2 separate regions of the Homo sapiens genome follow, and region 1 is linked to region 2. A link is a contact called in ENCODE Hi-C or POLR2A ChIA-PET data. All regions are on one chromosome and are shown on one strand. Each heading gives the region's core, a stretch centred on a gene start or an enhancer-like site at or near the end of the contact. The rest is flanking DNA. Distances are from core to core; before and after follow the strand shown.

Evidence for each region. A loop is a pair of places that touch in the nucleus more often than their neighbours do. ChIA-PET counts read pairs that join two places held with the same protein, here RNA polymerase II (POLR2A). Pooled maps may share reads with other maps.
Region 1: a pooled map shows a loop between it and region 2 (5-fold over the local background). The contact joins two enhancer-like sites. A Hi-C loop is called at or near these places in 1 of 168 maps with a recorded cell type or tissue (G401) and 2 of 50 pooled maps. POLR2A ChIA-PET finds 5 or more read pairs at or near these places in 4 of 52 experiments (BJ, CD4-positive, alpha-beta T cell, MCF 10A and 1 more).

The regions. Positions count from the first base shown.
Region 1 is chr5:150,079,802-150,083,176 of GRCh38, reverse strand. CSF1R (colony stimulating factor 1 receptor) reads left to right here. Exons shown (of 21, transcript NM_001288705.3): 2 at 2,153-2,410; 3 at 2,841-3,125. Among named protein-coding and RNA genes, the nearest start is that of CSF1R, 5.1 kb to the left of the region's middle. RefSeq lists enhancers at 1,223-1,432, 892-1,533. Within about 2 kb of position 2,113, at least 7 of the 41 ENCODE cell types and tissues checked have a DNase peak (open chromatin) inside an H3K27ac peak, as active enhancers do.
Region 2 is chr5:150,034,831-150,038,432 of GRCh38, reverse strand. HMGXB3 (HMG-box containing 3) reads right to left here. Exons shown (of 20, transcript NM_014983.3): 12 at 1,496-1,797; 13 at 906-1,033. Among named protein-coding and RNA genes, the nearest start is that of HMGXB3, 36 kb to the right of the region's middle. RefSeq lists enhancers at 2,837-3,046, 3,167-3,216. Within about 2 kb of position 1,768, at least 5 of the 41 ENCODE cell types and tissues checked have a DNase peak (open chromatin) inside an H3K27ac peak, as active enhancers do.

The DNA of each region.
Region 1 (3,375 bases), core at 864-3,363, 44 kb before region 2:
ATGCCCCCACCCCGAGGAGGATGGGGGCCAAGCCGGCTTCCTTCCCTGCTAGCCAAGCCAGCAGGGGAAGTTGGCTGCGGAAGTTGCGGGTATCAGCCTTATCCTGCGTGAATACCTGGGACAATAGGATAGGACAAAATAGGGCAGACACCGCTCCCTGACCACATTTCCTGGAGGCCAAGGCAGGGTCTAGAGAGACAGGCTGGGGGAAGGGATGGGAGAAGCCCACTGTAAGGTGTGAGGCAGGTGTAAAAAAGGAACAAATGGAATCACAGAATCCAAGGTTAAAATCTTGAGCGATCAGAGTTGGCCCAGAAGGGACATTAGAAATGTAGCAATTAAAGCAGGTGCCCAGGGCAGGAGTAGTTCTATACATCATCTCACTCAACCTTCAGCTGAAGTTTTTGGGGTGGGAGCTGGGATTATTCCCATCAGACAGAAGAATAGCCTGAGGCTCAAAGAGGTTAAGAAACTAACCCAGCTGGTAAGGGAAGAACCAAGATCCAAACCCAAGTTGGTGTGAGCCCACACTCCAAGCTGTTTCCTGCTATAAAACCCCGGCCTGGGGGCCCTAGATTGCTGCAGCAGTGATAGGGCAGCCCCAGCTCTGTTGAGATTTGCTAAAAAGGCTGCTAGAAATGACACTTGTCCCTCTTCCTGGCAGTTGCACTGCATAGGAGGGCTACAACCCCAGGTGGCAGGCTTGGCAGTATTCACAATTCACTCAATCTCGTTTGCTGATCAGAGTCTTGGGGAGAAGGGATGCACATTCTGATGAATACAAAATCAAAACGTGAATTAAGCCATCCTGAAAGGACTTGAGAGAGGAAACCTTTCCAATTCTGGGCTCTATGGTGGGGCAGGGGGAATTTCCATTTCAAGGGGGTTTGCAGAGAACAATGGAGATACCCTGAATTCACCGAAAGCCCTCGGGGCTGGCCTGTCATTGTGCCCCCATCACTGGGAAGAGGAAGGGCCAGAGCTGAGGAGTTGGATGGCCAGGGTCAGCCAGTGGGTCAGCGTCAGAGCCCAGCCTCACAGCTGCCCCGCAAGTGGCACTCCCTCTCCCTGCCTGGAGAGAGGAGAGTGGCTAGGAGGCTGGGGAAGCAGAAGTGAGAACATCCCTGTAGAAGGGCCACAGGCTGAGCGGAAACCGGGGGCTGAGCCTGACGCCAACAATGTGTTTCCGCCCACACAGGCTGGGGGGCGCCTGGCAGCCCCTCGGAGGCTTGAATCAGCTCTCACTTCCCTCCTTTGCCCCTATTTTAGGCCCTGGAAAAATGCTGACGCTGCAGAGGCAACGGGCCTTCTTCCCGGACAGCCTGATAGGGGTTTCAAGTTCTCTTTTCTCCTTCAAGAAAATTTTCCTTAAAAGAGATTGGCTTCCCAGTAAACACAGATGTGTGGGGGTGCCGGGGTGAGCTGCTGGGTGTAGACTAGGTAATAAACATAGTGACTAACTCTTACTGAGCCATTTATTTGGTGACAGGTGATGTTCTAAAGTCTTCCCATGCATTTAAAATGCCTAACATACCAATGAGTGGGTACGATGATTGTCCCTGTTTTATAGGTGGGGAAACTGAGGCATGGCACCTCCCCATCCCACTGTGCTGCAGACCAGATGTCCATTGGTGGGAGCGGGCACACCAGGAGATTCTTGGGACCTCTCTAACTCTGCTGGGCTAAGATCCTACATCTCTTTTTTTTTCTTTCCCATATGAATTAAGCTGAGGACTTGGCCGTGAACATTCCATTCATTTGTTTCTTCATTCGGTGGTAGAAATACGTCCACTTTGTACACAGGGTTAAAAGAGTCCATTCCTGGGGAGTAGAAAGATGGCATCACAGCAGGGAAGACTGAGGCAGGAGGCTGAGGACCCCAGGGGGACAGAGGCCTGGGTGAGAGGCTGAGCAAGCTGCAAGCCCCCTTTCTCAGAGGAGGGACCTCCTGGACATCAGAGACATCAGTCTGTCCCTGAGCAGGTTGAGGGTTAGGAGCTGAGCAAATGACCAGGGGGCAGGGGCTCGTTCAAGGTGGTCCCTTGATGGCACAGCACCATCCCTGCCAAGCTACCACCCATCTCAGAGTCAGGACGGCCCAAGGGGCGCATCCTAGACCTCACTTCTGTCTGCTGTCCCTCTCTCCCACCAGGTCAGGGAATCCCAGTGATAGAGCCCAGTGTCCCTGAGCTGGTCGTGAAGCCAGGAGCAACGGTGACCTTGCGATGTGTGGGCAATGGCAGCGTGGAATGGGATGGCCCCCCATCACCTCACTGGACCCTGTACTCTGATGGCTCCAGCAGCATCCTCAGCACCAACAACGCTACCTTCCAAAACACGGGGACCTATCGCTGCACTGAGCCTGGAGACCCCCTGGGAGGCAGCGCCGCCATCCACCTCTATGTCAAAGGTGAGGAGTCTGAGCCTCCTCCCAAGAGGCCTGACCCGGCAGGCCCCACTACAATGGGCCCTAAAATTAACAATCGTAACAATTCAGCTCTGCATTTACTGAGTGCTGGCTATGAGCAAGGACCTGGAAGAGCTGCTAATGTAATGCAGTCCTCACAACAACCCTGCAAGTCGGGTCTATGATGATGCATTTTCTAGAAGTGCAGGGAGGTTATCCAAGGTCACACAGCCTCACATAGTGGGACTAGACTGGAGCCCAGGTGCGCCTGACTCTGGAGCCACCACGCTGAAGCATCCGCTGAACTGTCCTGGCGTGGTGTGACCTCAGATGAATGATCAGCCTCTCTGAGCTTCCTTGTCACCTATGTCCAGGTACTCCTTGGCCCAGTGGAGGGAGGGCAGTTGTAACCCTGTGCCCTCCTCTACTCTAGACCCTGCCCGGCCCTGGAACGTGCTAGCACAGGAGGTGGTCGTGTTCGAGGACCAGGACGCACTACTGCCCTGTCTGCTCACAGACCCGGTGCTGGAAGCAGGCGTCTCGCTGGTGCGTGTGCGTGGCCGGCCCCTCATGCGCCACACCAACTACTCCTTCTCGCCCTGGCATGGCTTCACCATCCACAGGGCCAAGTTCATTCAGAGCCAGGACTATCAATGCAGTGCCCTGATGGGTGGCAGGAAGGTGATGTCCATCAGCATCCGGCTGAAAGTGCAGAAAGGTGCGTGGGGCATGGGGACCGGCAGCCAGGCCTGAAGAGTGGGGACAGAGAGCCGGCGGCCACATGGGTGGTGACTGGGGACTGGGTGTGATGGGGGGCAGTGGGATGTCCTCTTTCTTTCACTTCTTCCCCTCAATGGTTCCACGATCATCTATGGGGCAGGACTGACAAGGTGTCGGGGCAGGGAGACAAACCACATGTGAGCAAATAACTCAGTGGGCAAGGTCATCTCAAGTCATTGGACATGCTA
Region 2 (3,602 bases), core at 519-3,018:
AATCCTGAGTACTAGCCTGGATAGACAACAGGGTAATAGGCACTTTTGTTAACTGTTGGCAAGAGCATAAAATAGTACAAACTCAATCTAATAATATAAGACATTAAAAACATGAATTCAAAATAAAGCACCATTAAGTTCTAAGACAAAGAGAATACATCAAAAATACACTTTCATCTTCAGCACTCAATTCTACAAACAAAACTTAGGATTCAACCAAAGTCTTAAAATGGCTGGTACACGGTGAGTGTTCCACAAATGCCTGATGTTGATGAATAATAGGGGAGGAAAGGGTAAATGTGCAGCAATTCCACTTCTGAGTATTTGTCCAAAAGACAAATTAGGGCTGTACACAAAGACTGAATCACAAAAGTGTAAACTGGAGCACCATACATCCCTATAAAAATGGTCATGTACTTCTCTACTTGCTGGCACAGGAAGATGCCCACAATGTACCCCTAAGTTTAAAAAGCACATTCCAAAACAACATCTAGCACAACCGTACTTTTGTTCAAAGAAAGACTATAAACCTATACATCCTATAATTTCTTATATTCTGCACAGATGAATAAACATTTCTGGAAGATTGATCACACTGTTAAATAAGTGTTTATCTCATGGCAGTAGCAATGCTCTTGATTTTTTGTTTCCTCTTTTTATTTGTCTGCATTTTCCAGCCCTTCCACAATGAAGATCTGTTATTTTAAAGATCCCAGTTGAGAGCTTCAACACTTGAGAGGTAAAAGTCATCTTGTGGGACTAAGACATTTAGGAAGAAGACTCCCCCTTCCTCAGAAGCCCCATCTGAGAAGGCCCAGTCCTCAAAGGGCCAGAGGTCTCATCCATAGAGGCAGTTCCCAAGCCTGCTTTGGGATGCTCTGAGGGAAGAGAAGGTTGGCACCCACCTGTGTAGATGTCTATGAAGCTGTGCAGGGCCAGACAATGGGGGTTCAGACACATCTTCACCTGGGCAGTCACTGTCTGCAGACGGCTGGCTGTCAGCAGCCAGCACTCCTGGGGCCCAGCCAGGGAGCTAGTACCAGAAACATCACCAACAAAAAAAAAGAAGGGAAAGAGACTTCTTTATGGAGTTCCAGGGCTCAGTGATCAATGGCAAATTCTCATTTGCTGGAGCTTAGGATTTTCTAGGTAGGTATTTCCACTTTGTTGGAATCTGTGGAATCATCCCTACAATTAATGTAACTCTGAATTTATTACATAATTTAACCAATCCCAATGAACTCCCAAACCTAAACATTGTGTGGGGCAGTCCAGATGTAAACTAAATCCTAATCTGGTGATAACTTTCAGGCATTTCAACAGAAATGATAATTACCAATTATTACTTTACTTTCAGCAATCAGAAAGTTAAAGGAAGCCTAAAAACGGCAGAGAATAACATCTTCACAGTTATAGTTTTAATGTTTTCTGAAGAAAAGAGCAGTATGAGCCAAATGGGATGGGGTAGCTAGGGGCAGAGTTAAGGGGTGCTTACTTTTGTCCCCCTTTGAATAATGGGCTGCTACAGAGAAGGCACTGCGTGGACGGAGACTCATAATAATTCGACCAAGAGGTTTGCTCGATGGTGACTGTCTCCTCACTCACGTTGGACAAGATAAGTCGAGAGCTGTTGAGTTCATGAATCAAGGCGAAGACCTCAGCCAGCTCTGACTCATTCTCAGGAATCTGCAGGACTTTGCGCAGCAGCTGCAGTGTGGACTGGCGCTGGATCTCCCTCTGGGCTGTGCTCAGGGGCTCTGTGGCATTCAGTACATCTGGGAGTGGTGAGCTCACCTCCTGGGAAGAGAGTGGATTGATCACCAAGCACTCAGAGCAGAAAGAGCCAGCTTCAGGCTAAAATAATAAAAGTCTGGGAGCAGCAGACAGATGGGGCCCATGACTGATAGGTGGCAAACCTAGGTTCCTAACCAGCTCAGCTAATAACTCACTGTGTGACTAAAGGCTGGTTATTTTTCTCTGTGGGGCTCAGTTTCTCTACAGGTTGAGCACCCCAATCCAAAATGCTCTGAAATCTGAAATTTTTTGACCACTGAGACAACATTCAAGGGATATGCTCATTAGACATCTCAGATTTTGAATCACTGGATTAGGGATGCTCAAGCAGTATGTATTCTGCAAATATTGCAAATTATGAAATAATCCAAAACACTTCTGGTATCAAGCACTTCAGATACAGGATAGTCAACCTGTATCAGTAAATGAGAGGATTATATACAACTCTTGGTAATGGATTCAACACTTAGCTCTCATTCATCAGGTATGGGGTTTAGAGGATAACAGACCCAGGTTTCAGTTCTGGATATGCCACTTAACAGCTGTGTATGTGGGACCCAAGGCAATTTACTTAATCTTTCTGAGTCTCAATTTCCTCATCTGTGAAATGGGGCATAAAAATAGTAATCTCTTAGAGCCATTATACAGATTAAGTAAGATATTATAAGTAAAGCACTTAGCACAATGCCTATGGTGCAATGAAGGCTCTATGAATGATAGTTTTGATACATAAACAAGTATCTGCACTGCTTAAAGTTATCTGTCTTTAATTCTCGGTGGCTTCTGGGTACAAGGTAATTTTGTATACCAGTCAGAGGCTTCCAGGAACAATGTTCTGAAATACTCATTAAAAATAGGTCTTTCTCAAGCAGGTCTCTCTTCAATGGAGCTTCTCCCTGATCCTTTTTGCCAAGGCAGCATAAATCACTCCCCGCTTTGTGTTCTCTGAGTGCACCCCTTGACTGCAGAATTCATCATCTGACAGCTGCTAAACCACCACCCTCCCCGCTTCAGTAAGGGTAGGATTCTGCTTATTTACTGATTCCCAACCAGCATGATGCCTGAGACACACATAAGATACTGATTCATATGTGATGGACATATTATACATGGCTCTGTAGAAGTTAAATGCTTAATGCTATAGTTTGGATGTTTACCGTCTCCAAATCTCATGTTGAAATGTGATCCCCAACGTTGGAGGCAGGTCCTAAAGGGAGGTACTTGGGTCAGGGGGGCAGATCCCTCATGAGTAGATTATCGTGGGGCAGGAGCAAGGGAGGTGGTGAATGAGTTTCGCTTCCTTTTTCTGTATGTGATCTCTATGCATGCTGGCTCCCCTTGCCTTCCACCATGAGTGGAGGCAGTCTGAGGCCCTCACCAAAAAAGATGTTGGTACTATGGTTCTTGTACAGACTGCCAAATTATGAGCCACATAAACCTCTTTGCTTTATAAATTGCCTAGCCTCAGGTATTCTTTTATAGCAACACAAAACAGACTAGGACACTTAATAAGGAGCTTTTTATTAACTCCGCATACCTATGACAACTTTCATTTGTAATAGCTTGGTTATCTTTCTCTCCCACTAGACTGTAAGCTCTTCAAGGGAAAGGGCCACGTCCTATTCATCTCTGAAAGCCTGGCCCATAGCAGGCATTCAATATAGGCTGGCTGAGAGAATTAATTAATCAGTGGCTACAGAAGAGCTGACTAACACTAGAATGAGCTGCCCCGAGAGGCTGTGTGTTCTCAGTCATGACTATGAAACCACAGCTGGAAGACCACTTGGCAGGAATACTGTCCCGTGACT